Linked DNA regions of Homo sapiens: region 2 is linked to region 1. The links are chromatin loops, found by intact Hi-C in ENCODE. Cell type or tissue: OCI-LY7. All regions are shown on one strand. Region 1 overlaps ABR (ABR activator of RhoGEF and GTPase). Region 2 has its middle 41 kb from the start of BHLHA9.

What was found. Peaks named below come from ENCODE experiments on the same cell type or tissue, not always from the same donor. Only the 100,000 strongest peaks of a DNase experiment are listed, where the experiment ranks them.
Region 2: a loop joins it to region 1, with 5 times the contacts of the local background. A loop is called at or near these places in 1 of 110 quality-filtered maps.

The regions. Positions count from the first base shown.
Region 1 is chr17:1,119,521-1,127,520 of GRCh38, forward strand. It overlaps ABR (ABR activator of RhoGEF and GTPase), which reads right to left. Exons shown (of 23, transcript NM_021962.5): 2 at 5,663-5,847. Among named protein-coding and RNA genes, the nearest start is that of ABR, 56 kb to the right of the region's middle. RefSeq lists enhancers at 3,437-3,979, 3,980-4,521. In OCI-LY7, CTCF peaks have their summits at 3,621 (motif pointing right) and 3,830; DNase peaks (open chromatin) are centred at 3,641, 4,231 and 4,501; H3K4me3 peaks cover 528 bases; H3K27ac peaks cover 968 bases.
Region 2 is chr17:1,225,154-1,233,153 of GRCh38, forward strand. It overlaps a transcript of ABR not described here. Among named protein-coding and RNA genes, the nearest start is that of BHLHA9, 41 kb to the right of the region's middle. RefSeq lists enhancers at 3,075-3,284, 3,440-4,144, 5,215-5,274 and silencers at 3,395-3,664, 3,755-3,814, 4,305-4,434, 4,455-4,934. In OCI-LY7, a CTCF peak has its summit at 1,814 (motif pointing right); DNase peaks (open chromatin) are centred at 1,848, 2,918, 3,438 and 4,608; H3K4me3 peaks cover 4,327 bases; H3K27ac peaks cover 2,679 bases.

The DNA.
Region 1 (8,000 bases):
TTCCCAGCGTTATTGCCTGAGCCTTCCTTGCTCCTCCCTTCCTCCTGACTGAACATCCCAGAACTACTTGGTTCCATTCCACAAATACCAGTTGAGAACCCCTAGGTGCCAAGAAGCTTCCACTGGGGTCCACAGAGATGATCAGGGATTAAGGTCCTGATCTCACAGGGCGGATGCACCCCACAAGTGACCGTGCACACCTCCCAAACTGCAGTAGGATCAGCGGCGGGGTGGGTGTGAAAGCTTCACAAGGGAGGGCGTGTGAGCGGGACCTGACAGCGCTGTGCAGGCTCTGGCATCATAGAAACCCAAGTTTCAATAACACGCTGCCCCACTGGCTGCATGGTCTTGGACAAACAATAATATTAATAGCTATTATTAAGAGATGGAGTCTTGCTCTGTCACCCAGGCGGGGTACAATGCCTATTCGCAGGCGTGATCCTAGCACCTCTCAGCCTCCAACTCCTGGGCTCAAGCGATCCTCCTGCCTCAGTTCCCCTTGTAGATGGGATTATGGGAGTGAACTACCATGCCCAGCTAATCTTAGGCAAATTACGTCACCTCTCCGAGCCCCAGTTTTCGCACCTGTAATGTGGAGATGGTTATAGCACCTACCTCATAGAGTTGTTGGGGCTCTTAAATGAAACCAACACGTGAAAGGTTCAGCACAAGCCTCTCTAAGCAGCTGTGATGAGGGGGAGGAGGAGGAAGAGGATGATAGGGACAATGATGATGATTTTTTTTTTCCTTTTTTTCTTTTTCTTTTGAGATGGCATCTCACTCTGTCCCCCTGGCTGCTGGAGTGCAATGGCGTGATCTCAGCTCACTGCAACCTCTGCCCCCACTGGGTTCTAGCAATTCTCCTGCCTCAGTCTCCCAAGTAGCTGGGATTATAGGCACCTGCCACCACACCCAGCTAATTTTTTGTGTATGTTTTTAGTAGAGACGGGGTTTCACCATGCTGGCCAGGATGGTCTTGAACTACTGATCTCAGGTGATCCACCCACCTCGGCCTCCCAAAGTGCTGGGATGACAGGCGTGAGCCACCGCACCCGGCCAATGGTGAGGATTTCAATTCGCCTCCACCCTTATCTTTGGGTTCTCCTGCAGGCTGGAGTCTAATCCCCTGTTTCGATTTTACATTGACAAAGCATTCTGCCAAACACCATCTCACAGAAACCTCACAACAGCTGTGAGGTTTGAGCCCTGTGAGGTCAGGAGGGAGGAAATTCTCAGTGTCTTCACACTACAGATGAGCAAACTGCAGCTCTGGTGGGGAGTCATGAGTGACACCCCTCAGGCCACACAGTGAGACAGTGGTAGAGTGGGGACAAAACCCAGTTCTTCTCTCTGCCTTGTAGCCCCTTTTTACTAAGCTTCCCAAGAGGCAAGCAGACAGAGGAGTCTGTGGCCTGTGGGGAGGCGGGTTTTCTGTAAGACCATGGTCCTGCCTTAGGAACCTACACCCCCACTTGTCAGCTGAGATGAGTCCTGGCCCTTTCTTCTCAGAGTGAAACTGGGCAGTCTCCGCTGAATGGAGCCACCCGTGGTCTGTGGGCCTGGCCCTGCCGTGCTGCCCTGCTCAGCCTGGACTTGGGCAGGGTTTATGGGGCAGGGCTTCAGGTTTCACCCTAATACCTCTGTGGGATCCATGTCTTGGGGACACAAAAGAAGACAAAGGCAGAGTGCAAGGCTGTGGAAGGGCGTGCTGGGGAGAGAGGAGCATGTCCTGCCAACACCGCAGAGACCCGGCTTCACCCGGGGCCACCCCATGTGGCAGAAAGGAGGTTGATTGCAAAAGCAGGTTCGGTCATGGTGCAGCAGATATTGATCAGACTTGGTCTTTGCAGTGGTAATGCTGTTGGCTCCCCAGCCCTCTAAACCTGGCGAGAAAAGTCTTGTGGGCCCTGGTGGCCAAGGGCTGTGCACTTTGGTGAGCCAGGCCTAATGCTGCAGGCCTCCCCTCATGCTGAAATTCCGCAGCATCTTCCTGCAGCTGCTCACAGTGGGATGGGAGCTGAGTCCCCCCAGGCAGGGCTCTGAGCCCTGCTGTGGTCTGAGAGCTGCTCACAGTGGGATGGGAGCTGAGTCCCCAAGGCAGGGCTCTGAGCCCTGCTGTGGTCTGAGAGCTGCTCACAGTGGGATGGGAGCTGAGTCCCCCAGGCAGGGCTCTGAGCCTTGCTGTGGTCTGAGAGCTGCTCACAGTGGGATGGGAGCTGAGTCCCCAAGGCAGGGCTCTGAGCCCTGCTGTGGTCTGAGAGCTGCTCACAGTGGGGCCTCCTCCCCACTACCTTTCAGGGGAGTTAGAGCTATCTAGAGACAAGGAGACTGAGGCTCAGCGGTATGAGGACACTTGCCCAATGTCTCACAGCTAAAGAGTAGATTTTCTTTTATTTTCTTGAGATGGAGTCTCGCTTTGTCACCCAGGCTGGAGCGCAGTGGCAAGATCTCGGCTCGCTGCAACTTCCACCTCCCAGGTTCAAGTGATTCTCCCGCCTCAGCCTCCTGAGTAGCTGGGATTACAGGCATGTGCCACCACGCCCGGCTAATTTTTGTATTTTTAGTAGAGACAGGGTTTCACCATGTTGGCCAGGCTAGTCTCAAACTCCTGACCTCAGGTAATCTGGCTGCCTCAGTCTCCCAGAGTGCTGGGATTCCAGGCGTGAGCCACCGCGCCCAGCCTGAGAGTAATAGATTTTCATCTGCGCAAAGCTTATCTGCTTTCCATCCTGGGTGGCTGAAGGAATAATAGTATGACACTTCATTTTCTAGGCCAACCTGACTAGGCCACAAGGTGTCCAGATACTTGTCCAAACATTAATCCGGACATATTTGTGAGGCATTTGGGATGAGGTTGATATGTGTATTGGTGGACTGAGTAAAAAGACTCCTCCCCAGTGTAGGTGGGCCTCATCCAATCCACTGAACACCTGAATTAACAAAAAGGCAGAATAAGAGGAAGCTCCTCTCGCCTGACTACCTGAGCGTGAGCTGGGATGTTGGCCTCCTCCAGCCTCCAGACTCGGACTGAAACACTGGCTCTTCCTGAGCCTCGAGTCCACTGGCTTATGAGCTGGAATTTACATCCCTGGCTCTCCTAGCTCTCAGGCCTTTGGACTTGGACTGGAACCAATATTGGCTGTCCTGGGTCTCCAGCTATTGACTGCAGAGATTAGGACCTCTAAGCCTCCATAATCACCTGAATCAATTCCTTCTAATACTTTTCTTCGTATGTAGATATAGATACAGATAACGCACACACCCTGTTGGTTTTGTTTCTCTAGAGAACACTGACTAACACAAAGACTCAACCTTGGGCTTCCCGTTGGCTGCATATTTGGGCGTGGAAGGCCCAGCGATAAGGCGGTGCCAGAAGCCAGATATCTGAATATCTACAACAATTGTCTGATTTGGTCCAGAAGTCCCCCCTGTTCCCAAGGCCCCAGCAGGAAGCCTGGTAGGGGAGGGGACCTGTTTGGCCAAATAAGCACAGCCAAGCCGCAGAAACCTCGGTCTTTTATTAATAGTGTTTTTAACCAAAACATCCCCAAGTACTCAGGAAGAGGCGTCAGCTCCCTCCAGGCACCCCGTGTAAACAGCAATCCCTGCAGAGTCCACTAGGTGGGGCCGGTGACCCAGCAGAAAGGGCAGAAACGCTCCCTGAGGAGGGAAGGCAGGTGCCGCGGATGGGACCTTTGCCCGGACGATCCCCAGGCTGGACAAGTGCTCCCTACTCCTGCCTTGCGTGGCTTCTAGTCGATGGTGTAAACATCAACCCTGGGGGCCACAAGCACTTTAGGGGGCAGTCACTCTAGCATCTCTGGATTTCAAGGTCCTCAAGCCAAGTGAGTCCCTCGTGAGCCACCAAGCAAGACGCACAGCCACCAAGTCAAGTTCTGCCCCGAAGCCCCGGAGCGCCAGGCGGGGGCATCTGTGCGTGACGCCCGTGATCTGTCTCCCGAGAGAAGGCACCTGCCAGCACCAAAGGAATCGGAAAATCGACGGACACGGAAACCAGTCATGGTGGTCACGCGACAAGGACAGGGCACAGGGACAGGGAGCAAAGAGGGAGGTGGCGCGGGGACAGGCAGCGGCAAAGACCCTGGCCCCACACCGGGATTCCGCAGCATCTTCCTGCAGCTGCTCACAGTGGGGTGAGAGCTGAGTCCCCCCGGGCGGGGCTCTGAGCCCTGCTGTGGTTTGAGAGCTGAAGGCAGAGATGGGAGCGAGAGTCTTCTCCTCCTTGCTCTCCCCTGGTTGGCCCCCGTTCAGGTCCCTGAACACCTGCTCTGCCTCCTTGGGTTACTATTTGTACCCTGAGCCCAATGCCTCCAGGAGAACCAGGGCAAAAACCCTGCCCCCGCAGGTCCGAGACGCTTGTCTCTAACCCGCCTCCCGTCTTAGGGCAGGTCAACAACACACTGACCAACCCCCTCGCCGGCCCCCTTGCCTCCCACCTGCCCCCCGCCAGCCCTTCCCACAGGTGCACGCCTGGACTGCCGCTAAACTCGGCCTCGGCCTCTGTTGCCATGGCAGCAATGTGGCTTCCCCCAAGTGGGAAGCCCGTTGCCAAGGCCCTTGTTGCCAAAGGCTATAACAGCCACCCCGGTGTGTGAAGAGGGGTGAGAGCTCTGTGGGGGGTGGAGGGTGGCCGGGGGGGCTGGAAGGAGCAGGGGGTTCTCAAGAATGGGAGGGTTCAGGCGGCCTCAGCTGGGGTGGGGGGGCACTAGCCCCTGGAGGAAGAAGAGGCAGCCCGTGGCATCTCAGCGACTGCTCCTCTGGGGACGTCAGAAGGCAGGACGGAGACCCCCTACAAAACACACCCGGACGAGCAGGACCAAGCAAGGATGGGGCACTCCCACCGCCTCCTGCAACACACACCCCCCACAGAGGACCGGCTTGGATTCTTCTCCCCCACCAGCTCCAGGCAAACAACCCCCAGAACCTCTGTTTTGCTCGTTCATGTGTCTCCGACAGGCACACACGAGCTGCGCTCAGACAGCGTCAGTCCCTGTCGCCAGGAACACGTTAATGACAAGGACCGCAAACCCTCCACAGTTTCTATCCCTGGCCTGTCTCAGAGCACATACTTAATATTCCTTCTACAATGCTTCTCTCTGGAGCAGAACTCTTGTCTCTGTCAACAAGGAGAGGTGGATGCCATCAGAGTTTGTTCCCTTCCAGAGTGAACAGAGGAGGGCTGGAGCGGGCAGCTCATTGCACCCACAGGGAGCACCAGGCCCAGGCTGGCTTTGCGGGAGCAGCATCTGAACACCTGGAGCCCACGGGCCACGCATGCAGCCACTGCCTGGCCTGGGTGCAGAGGGGAGGAGAGCCTGGTCCTCTCCTGGGTCCTCTGGAGGAGACAGGCTAACAGGGGAAAGCTGAAAGAGGCACGGAGGGGTCTGGGAGGCCTGGGGAGCAGACGGCTAGTAGACGGGGAGAGACAGGGGCGGCAGCGTTGGCAAAGCAGGTGGGGAGGGAAGCCCGAGCCTGAGAGGGGTCCAGGGCCAGGACGAGATGACGAGGCACCAAGAACGGCCAGGTCCAAACGTCTCCAGTCCCAATCTCTCGAGACCAACCCAAGCAGGGCCTGGCCCACGATGCCCAGGCCTTCCCGTCACCCCTCCCCAAACCCAGAAAGAAAAGCCGGTGTACCTACCCCAGGAGCCAGTCCCTCAGGTGGAGTCGGGGAGACGCCATCCCCCCCGCCCTGGCTGCGGGCGCTGAGCTGCGGGGACATGGTGGGCGACTCATCGATGTACGGCATGGTCTCTGAGCCCTCCGGGGGCCCCTTCTGCTCCTCATTCCCCTCTCCGTCGTACTCGTCCGTCCCGTAGCTGAAGTCTGAGACAAGGAACAAGAAAGGCCACTGAGAATCCTCCACCAGAGCTGCCAGGGACTGGTAGCGTAGTGGGCGCCGGCGGCGGCCCCCGGCAGCCATGGCCCCGGCCGCACCATCCACGCCTGGCCCGGGCGGGGGCTGTGCGGGGGCCTGGGCCTGGTGAGGGGCGGGGGAGAGCCAGCAGGCACCGGGCCCTGCCCGCTCCGGGGCTGCTGGGAGGCGGGGAGGAGCGGCTCTGCTGTTGCTACCCGATGAAGAGCATGTCAGCCGCGTATTTCAAGCTGCTGTTTTCTTTGCCTTCTGCCTAATTCCAAGTGTAAAAATTAACAGTGGGAGCAAGAGGCAGGACGCTTCCAACTCTCCTCTCTGAGTCACCATTTTGCTTTTTATAGGGAATAAGGAGGTGGGGGGGGCCGGTCGATGTCACTTCCTGTGGCCCTCCTCCTTGGGTACCATTTGTACTGAGCCCACTCCCTCCAGGGGTCCAGGGCAGGTTCTGGAGTGTGGGAGGGGAGCCCTCAGCCCTCAGAACAAGGCCCCGCACGGAGGACGGAGCCCAAGGCAGCAGGGCGTGGGCGAGGAGGCTGTGCCCAGGCCTGGCAGGGACAGGGGCTCACAGCAGACTCCTCGGAGCCGGTGCTTATTTCTATCACCCCAGTGTGGGCTTCCTTCAAAGGAGGAGGGAAGGAAAGGCGACCGGGAAGTTGAGCCGCATTAACCCCCCAGGGCTGCCAGCACCACTTGGGCTCCAGAGCCCAGGCACGGAGCCCACCCACCTTGGGAGGGGAGGCTGAGCCAGTGCAGCGAGCGGGGTGTGCAGGTCAGCAGCTCAGGGCTTCACATTTTCCAAAAGGGTTACGAGGGCGGCCTCGGAAAGGCCCCTGCGTCCAGCCCCACCAGCATGGCTATAGGAGGGACCCTCCCACAAACCGGCCCCTGCCCCTTGGCCTGTTTGCTCCCCAGCTCTGACCCACCACGACTGGCAACGGAGAACGTGGCAGTGTTGCTCCCGAGGGCTGTGGTGGACCTCCTTGGGCTGGGGCCGCCAGCGGGGGGTGGACACCCCTCTCACACTCATCGCAGAGCAGGGGTAAGCTTCAGCACTCGTGCGGGCCAGCGGGAGCTGGCACCGCAGGGCGTCCTGGAGACACGAAGATCACCGTGCCGGCAGCCTTGGGGCCAGCAGGAGCCTCCTACGCACTGGACTGCCCAGTGGCGGCGTCCGCTTGTTAAACCTCCCCGGGTATCTTCCGGGCGGGACTCCCTGGCCAGGCATCTTCGGATCTCGCACAGTGTGATGGGGGAGGCTGGCTGAGCCTGCCCTGCCATCTGCCCAGACATCCTTTCCTCCAGGTCACCCTCCCCATGGCACCTGGCCCCCTGGCACCTTAGTGAATCCTGCCCCTTTGTCCTTGAGCCCCTGGGGCAGGAGGTGAGCATCTGAGTCATCACTGTACGCCAGCACCCACAACCCCACCTGTGGCAGGCTCTCGGGGAAAGTGCGTGGAGCGAATGAATGAGCAGAGGATCGCACCGTCTGTCTCAGGTCTGAGGCTTCAGCCAAGTCCCAGCCAGCCAAGTTCTCCACGGGGGCCCCAGCTCTTCCCTCCTCTGTCACAACACACCAGCCCACAGGCAACCAGCAGCTGGAGAATGGTGTCAACAGGTCACCGGGACGCCTGGCCGTGGCCACACTCTGCCCAATCTGGCCTTTTGGCAGCCGAGCGCTTCCCCTAGGCTCGCTGCACCTGCTTCTGTCGGCTGCCTCTCCTCGTCCCTGAGCCAATGCCCCATTCAGCTGCCAGGGGACATGGACTAGTTTTTTCCCTAGACAGGGTTGTGTATGAAGAACCACAGGACCCAGGGATGCCCCATCACTGAGATGAGTGTACACCACACACCCGGGCAGGACCCAGGGATGCCCCATCACTGAGACGCGTGTACGCCACGTACCTGGGCAGGACCCAGGATGCCCTCCCACTGAGATGTGTGTAGGCCACGCACCTAGGACATAAGGCCCAGTGCCCTGGAGACCATGACACTTGTGTCTGTGGCTGAAGGGATGTGAAATGACTCTGGTCCTTCCAGGGGGAGGAGGAAGAGGCACAGCGGCACCCAGCTGGCCTGAGTCTGGGTCCGTGAAGGGCCTGGCCGT
Region 2 (8,000 bases), 110 kb after region 1:
AAAAAAAAAAGAAAAGAAAAGAAAGAAAGAAATGGGGTCTCACTGTATCGCCCAGGCTGGTCTCAAATTCCCAGCCTCAAGCAGTCCTCCCACCTCAGCCTCCCAAAGTGCTAGAATTACAGGTGTGAGCCATTGTACCAGCCACATGCACCACGGAAAACCAAACCATCTGCGATCCAGAATGACTGGGGAGTGGGAAGCTCTGAGGAAGCAACTCAGCTGGGCACAGTGGCTCAGGCCTGTAATCCTAGCACTTTGGGAGGCCGAGACAGGCGGATCACCTGAGGTCAGGAGTTCAAGACCAGCCCGGCCAATATGGTGAAACCCCATCTCATCTAAAATACAAAAATTAGCCAGGCGTAGTGGCACACTCTTGTCATCCCAGCTACTCAGGAGGCTGAGGCAGGAGAATCACTTGAACCCAGGAGGCAGGGGTTGCAGTGACCCGAGATGACGCCACTGCACTCCAGTCTAGGTGACAGAGCGGGACTCTGTCTCGACAAAAAAGAAAAAGAAAGAAGAAGCAACTCAAAGAAAAATGACCTGTAGTAGTGGTTAATTAACACTTATGGGTGCTTCCTACGTGCCAGGACCCGTCCAAAACGCTTTAGAAATATGACCCATTTATTTCTCATATCAACAGCAGGAGAGAAGAGGTGCTTATTAGCCTCAGTTTACAGATGAGGGGACTCAGGCTCAGAAAAGTCAAATAACTTCTCCCAATGTCACACAGGCAGTCTAGCTTCAGAAACATGGTTTAATTCCGTGTTTTCAAACCTTTTTGTTCATCTCACAGCAAGAAATACATTCTACATCAGCTCCCAGTGTACACATACGCGTCCGCATAGAACCGAAACGGAGTCCAAAAACAGAATAATACTCGCCGTGTCCAATGCACTCATCTTGAGAGAGAAAAACCCCTGCCTGCCTGGAGCTTGCGTTTGACTGGAGGGAGACAGTGAATAAGACCCACATGCAAAATTGCAGCATCCACGGTGGTAATTTGGGGAATGCTGTAGAGAAAAATGAAGCAACAAAGGACAAGGGTGGCCAAGGAAGACCGCCCGGGTGCTTCTGTTGCCAACTGCACTAATTTCAATGAGCTGTTTCCCACAGTGCGAAAACGCCTTCCCTTAATCGCTCCACTCTAATGCCTCCCTGTATGCTTGAGGGCTCTTTCTCCTAGATTGTGTGTGCACACATGTATGTGGCAGTGTGCACATGTATGTACATGTGCAGGTGTCTGTGTATGCATGTATGTGGCAGTGTGCCATGTATATACGTGTGCAGGTGTGTATGTGTGTGCATGCATGTATGTGGCACTGTGCCATGTGTATACGTGTAGGTGTGCATGTGTGTGCATGCATGTATGTGACAGTGTGCCATGTACATACGTGTGCAGGTGTGCAGGTATGTGTGTGCATGCATTTATGTGGCACTGTGCACATGTACATATGCAGGTGTGTGTGCATGTATGTACATGTGAAGGTGTGAATGTGTGCATGTATGTATGTGACAGTATGCCATGTGTTTACATGTGCAGGTGTGTGTGTGTGCATGCATGTATGTGGCAGTGTGTCACGTATATACATGTGCTGCTGTGCGTGTGTGTGCATGCATGTGACAGTGTACCATGTGTATACGTGTGCAGGTGTGTGTGTATATGTGTGCATGCATGTATGTGGCAGTGTACCATGTATATACATGTGCTGCTATGCATTTATGTGTGCATGCATGTAACCAAGTGCAAGTCCACCCCCCACTCACTTCCTCACGAGGAGGCTTTGGAGACAGAGGCAGAACCCGAACATGTAGCTGTGCAGTGTGCCACAGGAGCTTGCCCTGCAGAGGGGGCTGGAATGGCACCTGAAATCTAGCCCAGGCATCACTAGCCAAAGCCGTGAGTGCCAGACACGTGCCCCAGCTCACGTCTGTAGTCCTGAGGAAGGTGACTCTTGTTATCATTGGTCCACCCAGAGGGGAGCATCTTTTGCAATTCCCAGGGGCAGCGCCGATTTCTAACGTGCATCAAGGTGCCCTATGTGCTAGAGTGTCCTAAGGGAGACAGGCGACGACTCACAGAAATAAAAATCACTCCCTGGGAAAAGCCTAGTGTACTGGGCACCCCGGGGAGGGTGACAGATGTGGGTCTGGGGGGAGACAGGATTGCAGCCAGCTCTGAAGCAGCTGGGGCCAGTTGGGTAGCCTCCACCAAGGGCATTTGGAACTTGGCACTAGGGTGAAATCTTCAGGCTCTTCCCTTAAGTTAAAGAGACATATAAAAATGTTACCAGCATGGGCGGCAAGAGCATTGCCTGTGGGAAACACAGCCAATCTTTGCTAAGGAATAAGTGTAATTGATCAAAACAGATGACTTGATGGACCTTCCAACTGTGCTTTTAGCAAAGTGGACAGTTTTTCATTCAAATGCAAACTCATCCAGATAAAATCTAATAATGGAGATTTTGGAACAATCCCAGCATCAATGATTTTTTTTCCTCCTTCACTGAGCAGGAAGGCATCTTAAATTCCTGGTTGCAGCTTGACCCAACCGGACACCACCAGTGTGCTGCTTTCCGCGTGGCTGAGGAGACCGTGACAGTTCACAGACACAGCAAAGGGCTCCCACGCCACCCCCATCCCCACCTGACCTCTCCTCCTTAGCCCCATTCCCACTCCCTGACCTAGAAAGAGCTCGGTGGACGCTCAATTCCAGGCAATCATTTATTCAGCCATTATGCGTTGAGCTTTGACTGCTGCAAAGCACCGTGCATACTACCAGAAGGGGGTTCAAAGATGACTAAGATCAGGCCCTGTCCTCAGAAAAGAGAGCAGATGCGAGGGGAGAGAGATGACAGGAGACCCGGTGAAGGTCTCAGCTCACCCCAACGAGCACTTAATCTTTCTGAGCTTCGGTTTCCTCTTTTATCCAGTGAAGACGCTGGACTAGACATGGTCTCTGGGCACCAGGCCAGCCGGAAAACGAGATGGGCCTAAGCCTCCCCTTGCCCTCTTGCTCCCAGACTCCTAGAAAGCCAAGAGGCCGGGCGCCGCCTTCTAAGAAGAAAACGAGTCCGCAGAGGGGGCTGGTGAGGGCCGTGGCCCTTCCCTGAAGTTTGCACGTGGCCCCAACACACAGAGCAGCCTGGAGAAGAGGAGACTAAGTTCAGAAAATGGAGTGGAAGGTTCGGCCTTCCGCGGTTAGGAAAGCGGAGCTCAGAAGGATCGGGGATTTCCGGGAGATGGGAAGCCCCTGGGGTGTGTGCAGAGAGGGGTGACAGACAGAAGGGTGACAGCACCCGGTGGCGCCAAGGGATCTGGCGGGGGCCAGGCCGGAGGGAGGGGCTGGGGGATGTCAGGGCCACGGAGCGCAAAGCGCAAAGGCCCGGGCGCCGGCCCTGCCGCCGCCGCCAGTTCATTTTCATAGAGTCGCCCGAGCTTAACGTCGCCTTGCACGTGTTTTCTAAGCTCCACAGGTGGCTTTGGGGTACACGGGCGCAGCTCACCCTCCTTCCCGCCCGCTCCCCGGCCCCGAGCTCGAGGTTAAACAGGGCCGCGGAGTCGGCCGGGAAGGGGTCCCGGCAGCCCGGGGTGGGGGGCGCGCGGCGGGGTCGAGCGGGGTCTGGGGGGGGCGCCCACCTGCGGAGAAGTCGTCCTCGCGGTCGGAGCTGTGCCGGCTGCCGTCGCTGTCTCTCTCCGGCGAGCTGTGGCCGGGCGAGTCCCGCTCGGGCACCCGCAGGAACCTGCGGCGCCGCCACGGGGGCAGGTGCTCGCGCCCGGGGGTCTCCTCCGCGGCGAGGGGCGAGCCCGGGCGGCCCTTGGCCTCGGCCTCCCGCTGCTCCAGGTCGCGGGTCCCCCGCTGCGGCCGCCGCCCCCCGGGGATCAGGTGCATCCAGCGGCGGGGGCTGCGCGCCCGCTCGCGGGTCCCGAACCGGCAAGGGGCCACCAGCCAGTGGCTGAGGATGAACTTCTCGTTGAAATCCACCATCTCGAAGTCGTGGTCGCCGCCGTCGCCCCCCTCGTCCGTGCCGGGAGCCGCCTGGGGGTCCCCGAGGGGCGCGTCGTCCTCCCGGGCCCGGAACCGCAGCTGGGGCTGCAGGAGCTGCCGGTGGACGGCGTCGGCCCAGCTCCTTCCCCCGCCGGCTTCTCCGGCCGCCCCGGGCCCGGCGGGCAGGTCCCCGCGGGGAGACTCGGCCTCGGGGTCGGGGCGCCCGGGGTCCCCGCGGGGAGACTCGGCCTCGGGGTCGGGGCGCCCGGGCTCCCCGGAGTCTCCGCCGCCGCCCCGGGCCAGCGCGGCCTGCGGGAGCGAGGCTTTGAGCTGCTCCTCCGCCAGCACCTGTTGCAGCCGCTCCAGGTTGAGTCTGCGGCGCTCCAGCTCCCGCTCCGCGTCCCGCACCGACTCCAGCCTCGGGACCGGCGCCTCCGCCCCGGGGAACTCGGCCCGCCAGCGCCGCTCGAACGCGCGGGGGTCCCACATGCCCCGAGCTCCGTCCGCGCCGACCCTTCCCCGCGGCCCCCGAAGAGACCAGAGGGAAAGTCAAGTGTCCCCTTCCGCCCTCGCGCCTCCTCCCCGTCTTCTTCCTCTTTTCTTCCCCTCCTGGGTTTCGCCTCCCTGACGTCGGCGGCTCCTCGCGGCGGGGGCGGGCGCCCCGGGGATGAGAACCCGCCCCGGGCATCCCACAGCCAGCTCGGGCCGCGGAGCCGCCGGGGGAGGGCGGGAGCTGCGGGGCCTGGACTCGAGCCTTCGCCGCCCGCCCCGATCCCGGCCCCGGACCCCGCCCGCCCCGCTCCCCTGTCGGCCCCGCTCCCTGCACCCGAGCGCGGGGCCCCGGACACCCTCCTGCCGGGCCGGGGGAAGACGTGGGGGCTGAGGGCGGCGTGGCTGGTGCCACTGCGGACCCGCGGGGTCGCCCTGCGCCGGGATTGATGGATTGATTGATTGATGATTGATTGATTGATTGACTGATTGATTGATTTTCCTTTTTTGAGGCCAGGTCTCGCTCTGTCGCCCAGGCTGGGGCACAGTGGCGCGATCGTGCCTTAAACTCACGTGACGAAGATCACGGAGCAGTTTAGTCCAAATCCGGGGGTAACGCTTCGGGGTTCTGTCGGCCCCTGTAAGCTTCTCTCCTCTTCTCACTGAAGCTCTTCCGGGAAAAACACCCAAGGATGACTGAGCCAAGCGGCTCTAGCTGGAGGCGCCCGGGACCTCAAAGCTGGACTCCCCGGGGACTGAGTCCAACCGTGGCTGCAGGGGCCGCGGCCTGGCGGAGGGTCCGCGTGGGTGTCTACGAGGATCCCCCCCGTTCCATCTCCTCTTTGCGGCCTCAGACACTTCCCCTGGGGAGGACGAGAAATGGGAGCTGGGCCGGGCGCGGTGGCCCACGCCTGTAATCCCAGCACTTTGGGAGGCCGAGGTGGGCGGGTCACCTGAGGTCCGGAGTTCGAGACCAGCCTGACCAACATGGAGAAACCGCGTCTGTACTAAAAATACAAAATTAGCCGGGCGTGGTGGCACATGGCTGTAATCCCAGCTACTCGGGAGGCTGAGGCAGGAGAATCGCTTGAACCCGGGAGGCGGAGGTTGCGGTGAGCCGAGATTGCGCCATTGCACTCCAGCCTAGACAACAAGAGCGAAACTCCATCTCAAAAAAAAAGAAAGAAAGAAACGGGAGCTGGAGAGGGGGCCTGGAGACGGGGGTCCCACGTGGCCCTGCCCTCCGCACCTGGCTGAGCAAGGCTTTCCAGTTCTTTTCCAGGGTTGTGGATGAGGCTCCACTGCCTGCGAAGAGAGGCCCTGATAAACCATCTCGTGCTTTCTTAAAGAGGGGACACCTTATCAATGATTCACGTTTCCTTCATTTTAAGCATGAAGAAATTGATCTAAGAGGCCGGGCGCGGTGGCTCACGCCTGTAATCCCAGCACTTTGGGAGGCCGAGGTGGGCGGATCACCTGAGGTCAGGAGTTCGAGACCAGCCTGGCCAACATGGGGAAACCGTGTCTCTACAAAAATACAAAAATTAGCCGGGCGTGGTGGCAGACGCCTGTAATCCCAGCTACTCGGGAGGCTGAGGCAACAGAATTGCTTGAACCTGGGAGGCGGAGGTTGCAGCGAGCCAAGATCACACCACTGCACTCCAGCCTGGGCGACAAGAGTGAGACTCCATCTCAAAAAATAAAAATAAAAAAAAGAAAGAAAACAAAGAAATTGATCTAAGAGGCTGACTTGGCAGCTGGAAATTCTTCCTCCCCACAGCACCTTTTGGGGACTAGAGCTAAACTCAGCCACCTTCTCCATAGCCCCTGCCACCCACCCGGCTCTCACCTGAACCATGGGCACAGGCCGTCCTGGTCCCACTTTTCCAGCCCCTTAATTCATTCCTCAAGGCTACAAGGAAGCAAGGAAGATGTTTCTTAACCACAAATGTGCCATGTGTTTGCGCCCTTTCTTGGCTCCCGTCGCGTACAGGGTGGAGTCCAGACTCCTTGGCCTGACGCAGGAAGTCCTCCCACATCTGGTCTCTGCCCACGTCGCTGCCTTCTTCCTATAATTTAGCCTTGCCAGCTCAAAGCTGGCCCCAAAGACCTCACACCCTTTTCCTTTTCCTTGGAACTTCTCATCTCTCCCTACACGCTTGCAAAAGTCCCCGCTGCCTGGGGACCTCCCCCTCTGATGAACCTTTTCAGCCCCTCCTCGCCCTTGTTTGTATCAGCATTGGATCTCATGCCTGCCTTTTATCTTTGTTTGCCCTTGTTCCACCTTTTTTTGTTTCTTTTCCTGTAGAGAGGCAACGGCTTCTCCATCTCATCTCACTCCCTGAAACGGCAGGGGGCCATGAGCAAATGGAACAAATTTCAAATCCACCATCTCGGCCAGTTGCGGTGGCTCACACCTGTAATCCCAGCACTTTGGGAGGCCGAGGCAGGTGGATGACCTAAGCTCAGGATTTCAAGACCAGCCTGGCCAACATGATGAAATCCCGTCTCTACTAAAAACACAAAAATTAATCGGGTGTGGTGGCGGGTGCCTGTAATCTCAGCTACTCCCAAGGGAGGCTGAGGCAGGAGAATGGCTTGAACCCAAGAGGTGGAGGCTGCAGTGAGCAAAGATCACGCCATTGCGCTCCAGCCTGGGTGACAGAGCGAGACTCTGTCTCAAAAAAAAAAAAAAAATCCCCCAAAAAGACAAAAAAATCCACTATCTCAAAGTCGTGCTCACTGCTGTTGCCCCCATCATCTCATGTTGCCCAGGCTCCTCTTGAACTCCTGGGCTCAAGCAGTCCACCCTCTCTGCCTCCCCAAGTGCTGGGATTACCAGCATGAGCCACTGGGGATTCCACCTGTAGGGTAGCGGTGCAATTACTGCTCACTGCAGCCTGGACCCCCTGGGCGGAAGCCATCCTCCCTCCTCAGCCTGCGGAGTAGCTGGGACTACAGGCATGTGGCATCATGCCTGGCTAATTTTTGTATTTTTCGCAGAGATGGGGGTCTCACTGTTGCCCAGGATGCTCTGGAACTCCTGGGCTCAAGCAATCGGCCTGCCCTGGCCTCCCACTGTGCTGGGATTACGGGCGTGAGGCACTGCATTGGACTCCACTTTATTGTAGTTACCAGTGAGACCTTCTGTTTCCCCTACTCTAAGAACCCCTCAAGTGCAGAGATTGTGTCTTTTTTCATTTTTGTATTCCGACACCTTCTCGCAGAGTGTGGTATAGAGATGACTGATAATTGTTGAAGGAAAGAAATGAACGAACGAACAAACAGACAGATGCATGAACCCCCTCCTTGCCTCCTGCTGGGCTCTCCTGTCCTGAATCACTCCGGACTGGGGCACATTTGCTTCCCACACGTCAACTCCAAGAAAGAATTTCCTTTCTTGCCAAAGTCTGTGTTTACTCATTTTACTAATATCCCTCTTCCTTCTTTGTTTATTCTTTTCCTTTTTTTTTTTTTTTTTGAGACAGAATCTCACTCTGTCGTCCAGGCTGGAGTGCAGTGA